Linked DNA regions of Homo sapiens: region 2 is linked to region 1. A link is a contact called in ENCODE Hi-C or POLR2A ChIA-PET data. All regions are on one chromosome and are shown on one strand. The core of a region is the stretch at or near the end of the contact, and the rest is flanking DNA. Distances in the headings are between cores, read along the strand shown.

Region 1 (2,610 bases), core at 44-2,543:
GGTGGGGCGGCCCCTCCGCGCGCTCAGGCCTCTCCTCACCGTCCGGGCCCAGGAAGGAGGGAGCCGAGGGCGCTAAGGGGGCGTCCTCCCGAGCGCAGCTGCCGCCGCCTCCCCACCAGATGTTTCCTTCCCTGGTGGATTTGGCTCCCCTGCCGAACCACCAGACCGCCTGCTGCGCGCCCCCAGCTCCAGATTTCCAGTCACACTGCGCGGGTCGCGCCCTAACCCAGCTGCCGGAGCTCTCTGGGCTCCCGCACGGCGGTCCGCAGCAGGTGGGAAACCGCCCGCGCCCTCTGATCGCCCCCGCAGTGCCAGTGCTCTGCGAGTCCCCGCGGCCGCCCCCACCAGGGCAGGAGGCGCAGAACAGGCTCGGCGGACCTACCTGCGGAGTCACGGCGCGGGCACCGCGCTAGGAGAGTTTTCAAACGGAATCTTGCTTTCGGGAGAGACCGCTCTATCTCTCTGACTTAAAAAAAAAAAAAATTCTCCTTCCGAGCTCAGCCCCCAAAACCACAAGCTTCACTTCCTGAGCGTTACTGAGTCGCTCGCATAGCCCTCCCAGACCTGCTCCCAACCCCCGTCGGGCGGCCGGGCGCGCTCCTTTGCGCAAGTGGCCAGGCGGTGGGGGGCCTGGCCTTTCCAGCCCGTCCCGCGCGCCCCTTAGTAGTCCTCCCAGTTCTCTCCCTGTGGGTCGGCAGGGGATGGGGGAAATTGGAGGTCCGGACACTTAGGCACTAGAAATGACTTGAAAGAAAATGAACTATTCTTGGCTCCAGGGAGACTTCCGCAGCGAGAGAAGCCACAGATTGAGGACACAGATTGACTGGCGAGAGAGGGGTGGGGGGCGCCCCGCTCCGAGGACCCTCCCCGCCCCTCAGGCCTCGGTCACCCGCCCCCCCCACCCCCGACCCCGCCGCCTCCTAGGGCTGCACCACCCCCGGGTCGGGACCGTGAATCACCGGCCCGCGGTGCCGCCGGCCTGGAGCCCGGCGAGTGGCCACGGCGTCCGCAGAGCGAAACCTGCCCCGCAGGCCCCGAAATAGCTTGTTGTGGAAACACTTGGGGATAAATACGCCCAACGAGGCTGAAAATACCTTGACACCCAATCCGAGAGGTTTGCTCATTTCCCTTCGGATTTAGGTAATGGTTAAATTTGGAAGAGGTGGGCGAGCGCCGAGCCCCCGGCGGAGAGGGCCCTGGCGGCGCGTCCCGCGGGCGCCCGGCGGGACCGGTGGGCGCACCCTCCCTGCGCGGAGCTCGCCGGCTCTCGACCGGGTCCGCTCAGCCTTCGACTAATTTCCGGTGGTCGGAGCTGCAAAATTAAAGGCCGCGCGGGGGCAGCGCCGGCGGCTGCTAGGCTGACTCCGCCCTGCCGGGGCAAGCCAGGGAGAGCGGGACCTCGCACGCGGGCTCTGCCACCGCCTGAGGTCATACCCAGGCACTGGGTGTTGGCGGGAGCAGTAAAGCGCCATAAAAGCACCACTTGGATGACTATTGCAAAGTAAGCCTTCTTCGCTCGGATTCTATGTTTCATGAGGGTAGGCACTGGATCTTCATCTTTATGTCCTAGGCGGGCTCTTAACAAAAGGCTGTGGACTGAGTAAATGAATGAGTGGGGTTAATTAACTAATTAATTATATTAATAGAACAGGGGGAAAAAACTTAAAACCTAACTCATAGATACATGAACAAATGCAGCAACCTCCAACGCTAGACTGTATGCCATGACCCATAGTGTGTGGCCTGCTGTGTATACTCAAAGCCTACACCCTTTGCTCATTGGAGTGGATGGATGTTGTAGTCATGTTACTTTTCAAAATGAATTGACTTGGATTTTGATCACAACTTCGTGCACAATAGGCCTCCAATGTCAGACATGCACAAGGAGAAGAGAGTGGTGCTCCCCAGTTCTTGCAAAATAACTACCATGTTCTAGGTTAATCTTAAATTGTTATGGGGGGGGAAGCCCTTAAAGCTCTTTTTCTAGAAACAGTTTTTAAATTATTCTTATTTTGCACTGTAAATTTAAAATTTTGCAGGGAATATTTGGTTAGTATAGCAGTGCTTCGAGCATGTATTAATAAATTATACGTTTTGTTAAGCAATGACCTGTGCCCCTATTGTATGCCAGGCGCTGGGCAAATCTTGTCTGCCTAGCTGTCCTCCTTCATTTGCTCAACACATCCCTTCTTTATATATAAATGCAGAGGCAAGCAATTTTGGTCAGAAAGGAAAATTAAGGACATTTTGTTAATATTTTATTTCTTGTGTGCTTTGTCCTGGCCTAAGGTATAAAAATCTCACAGTAGTGCAAAAACAAATCTTTCCCTTATTCCCTTCTCTCCTACTCGATAGCAGAAAAAAACAAATTTTTAGAATAAAATTATAAATGGGACAAAATAAAATTTCTTATCAACCAAGTTCTAGAGAAATGGTTGGACTATTTCCTTTGCATATTAGCAAGTTCAAAGTCAAAATTTCTCGAAAAGGTGCTGTGACTATTTTATAGTTTAGTTGAGTGTTGCTGTTTGAAGTCTCAGAAAACTTGAGGGAGCCCATGAAGGGGGCAGATAAGCACCTTGAGCAGTGAGCAGTATCACCTTAGAATAA
Region 2 (2,610 bases), core at 32-2,531, 1.2 Mb after region 1:
TGGGGATGGGGGTTGGGGGGATGTCCCCTGTCTTCGATTTGACTCTGCTGCTCCAGTCACAGAGCTCTCTCAGAGGCAGACATGAAGCCAAAGCACTTCATTAAGACAGGAGGTCAGATAACAGCCCCAGCCCTCTTTGGAAACCGCACACCGCCCAGTGGCATGGAACAGGCCAGGTCCCAGCCCTCCCAGGAGTGCCAGGCATTGTATTTCAGAACTGAGCTTCAGCTACTCCCACAGGAAGGAGACGACTTGCTCCTACCTTGTTTTTAATTTCCAGAATACTGCAATCCCCTTAGGAAAACTCATGTTTTCATGATAGAATGGCAGCTGCCCACGCATGTCAGAGGCTTCAGACCTGATCCTGATCCTGATCAAGCCTGGAACAGTGATCTCTGGGCAGCAGATGAACAGCCCAGGGACCAGCAAAGAGAGCCTGCCCTCTGTGGTCCAAGGCTGGCCACCGCGGCCTGTGCTAGGCAGAAGAGCTCACAGGTGTGTCCTGCTTTACTTAACTCAAAGACAGCTGCTCAGAAGTTGCCTGGAATTGGAACTGTGATCAGGCCAGGCCCTCCTTAGGTTTCCAGAGGGACTGCTTATCATATATACTACCTGTGTGGTGAGGGGTCTCACTTGAAGACATAAAAAATGCACTCCAAACAGGAAAACAACTTTTAAAAATTATTGACATTTAACGATCAGCTGTGTGTGTATTAGGGATTTTTAAAAAGTGAAACACAGCCAGGCACAGTGGCTCACACCTGTAATCCCAGTACTTTGGGAGGCTGAAGCAGAAGGATGCTTGAAGCAGGAGTTCAAGACCAGCCTGGGAAACAAAGCAAGACTCTGTCTCTATTTAAAAAATTAGCAGGTGTCGTGGTACACTCCTGTAGTCCTACCTACTCGGGAGGCTAAGGCCAGCGGATTGCTTGAGCCTAGGAGTTTGAGGCTGCAGCAAGCTATAATCTTGCCACCACACTCCAGCCTGTGACAGAGCAAAACCCTGTCTCTTAAAAAGAAAAAAAAAAAAAAGAGATAACCCTGCAGGCTTTCAAATTATATACACATATAATGATAATATACTACATTTATATTATGTAATTTGGTTTACAGAGTGCTTCTATATGCCCATTCATTTATTTATCCAACAATATTATTGAGCCCCACAAAGACCCAGATATTCTCCTAGGCACAGGGAGATACAGCGGTGAGCAAGGTGCATAAGGCCCTCTGCCACTTCTGTTGACCTTACTGTCTGGTTGGGGGAGGCAGACAAATGACAAACAACAGACAAATGAATCAGCAAGACAAGTCCAGGGAGTGACGAGTGCACGAGTCAGGTAATGGCTACAGCCAGACTATCTAATACAGGAGCCACATGTGGTTATTTACATTTAAGTCTAAATGAATTAAAATTAAGTGAAATTAAACATTCAGTTATTCACACTAGCCACATTTCAGGTGCTGAATAGCCAATGTGGCTAGTGGTTAGTGGTATATAGGACATTTCCATCATCACAGAAATTGCCATAGGGCAGCACAGGGCTAGTGAGAGACTTAGGACTGATTTGGAATAGGTGGTCAGAGAAGGCCTCTTTGTGGAGGTGCCTTCATTTGGAATCTGAAAATGAGAAGAAACCAGCAGCTCACAGGCCTGAGTGGGAGTGGGTGTGGGCAGACAGTTTCACTCACTCTAGGGCAAAAGTCCACATTTAGACATAAGTTTGGCAAATTTGAGGAACAGAAAGAAGTCTGGTGTGACTGGAGTGTAATGAGGTGGGGGTGGGGAAAGTAGAGACGATGAGGTCAAAAGTAATAATAAAAACAGCTGTGATGGCTGTTGGGTGCTCATTACATGCATCTATAAGGTAGGTACTGCTATTCTCATTTTACGAATGAAAACACAGACACAGAGAAGTAGAGATACTTGGCCAAAGTTACACAGCTAGTGAGGGACAGAGCTAGGATTCCAGCTGGTGCCATAGCCATGGAGCACTTAGCTATTATACTACACTTCACCACATCTCCAGAGTCAGGGGTGCATTATGAATGCCCTGTGAGGAGTGTGGACCCCATCAGGGTGTGAAAGGAAGTCCTTGAAAGTTTTTAGGCAGGAGTGTGGCATGATCTATTGTACTTTTAAGTGATCCATCTGTTCATGGTGGGGAGAATAGATGGTAGAAGGCCAAGTCAGGGGACTGCCTCATTATTCGAGGTAATAACATTACTGTGGCTCCAACTAGGAGAGCAGCAATTCTTCTTCTTTTTAAAAGCCTATCAGACATTGCACTTCTATTTTTCATGGTTTACTTACCTTCAAGGACTATGGCAGGTTTTGTCTTTTTCCTAAGACAAAAGTACACACACATTCCTAAGAGTTAGTTGCTCCAAAACTCAATAGGTACATGTCAGCATGCATTTAGCTGCAGGAAAGCCAGTTTTTGCCAAGCCTTACCTAGTTCTGTTTAAAGCATCTTTTCTATACATTGTTATCAAGTTAGACCAATGATCTTCCTAGACTGGGAGGTCTGACTTGAGCTGGTTCTAGCTCCACCCGGGGTTGTTTCCATGTTTAGGAGAAGGGGGTGGAGTCCTGATCCAGGTGGGAAC

Evidence for each region. A loop is a pair of places that touch in the nucleus more often than their neighbours do. ChIA-PET counts read pairs that join two places held with the same protein, here RNA polymerase II (POLR2A). Pooled maps may share reads with other maps.
Region 2: a loop to region 1 is called in a map with no recorded cell type, with 4 times the contacts of the local background. The contact joins the enhancer-like site here to the promoter of GFI1 in region 1. A Hi-C loop is called at or near these places in 5 of 37 single-sample maps with no recorded cell type and 3 of 50 pooled maps. POLR2A ChIA-PET finds 5 or more read pairs at or near these places in 1 of 52 experiments (GM12878).

What each region holds. Positions count from the first base shown.
Region 1 is chr1:92,485,632-92,488,241 of GRCh38, forward strand. It overlaps GFI1 (growth factor independent 1 transcriptional repressor), which reads right to left and starts at 1,294. Exons shown (of 7, transcript NM_005263.5): 1 at 1,095-1,294. RefSeq lists silencers at 1-50, 251-300, 921-1,030, 1,121-1,330 and enhancers at 1-478, 401-550, 1,451-1,500.
Region 2 is chr1:93,702,555-93,705,164 of GRCh38, forward strand. It overlaps LOC102723480 (a long non-coding RNA gene), which reads left to right. Exons shown (of 4, transcript XR_947602.3): 4 at 1-1,101. It also overlaps a transcript of BCAR3 not described here. Among named protein-coding and RNA genes, the nearest start is that of BCAR3, 22 kb to the left of the region's middle. RefSeq lists enhancers at 1,368-1,447, 2,078-2,227. Within about 2 kb of position 1,282, at least 17 of the 41 ENCODE cell types and tissues checked have a DNase peak (open chromatin) inside an H3K27ac peak, as active enhancers do; they include GM12878, where a contact is called at or near this core.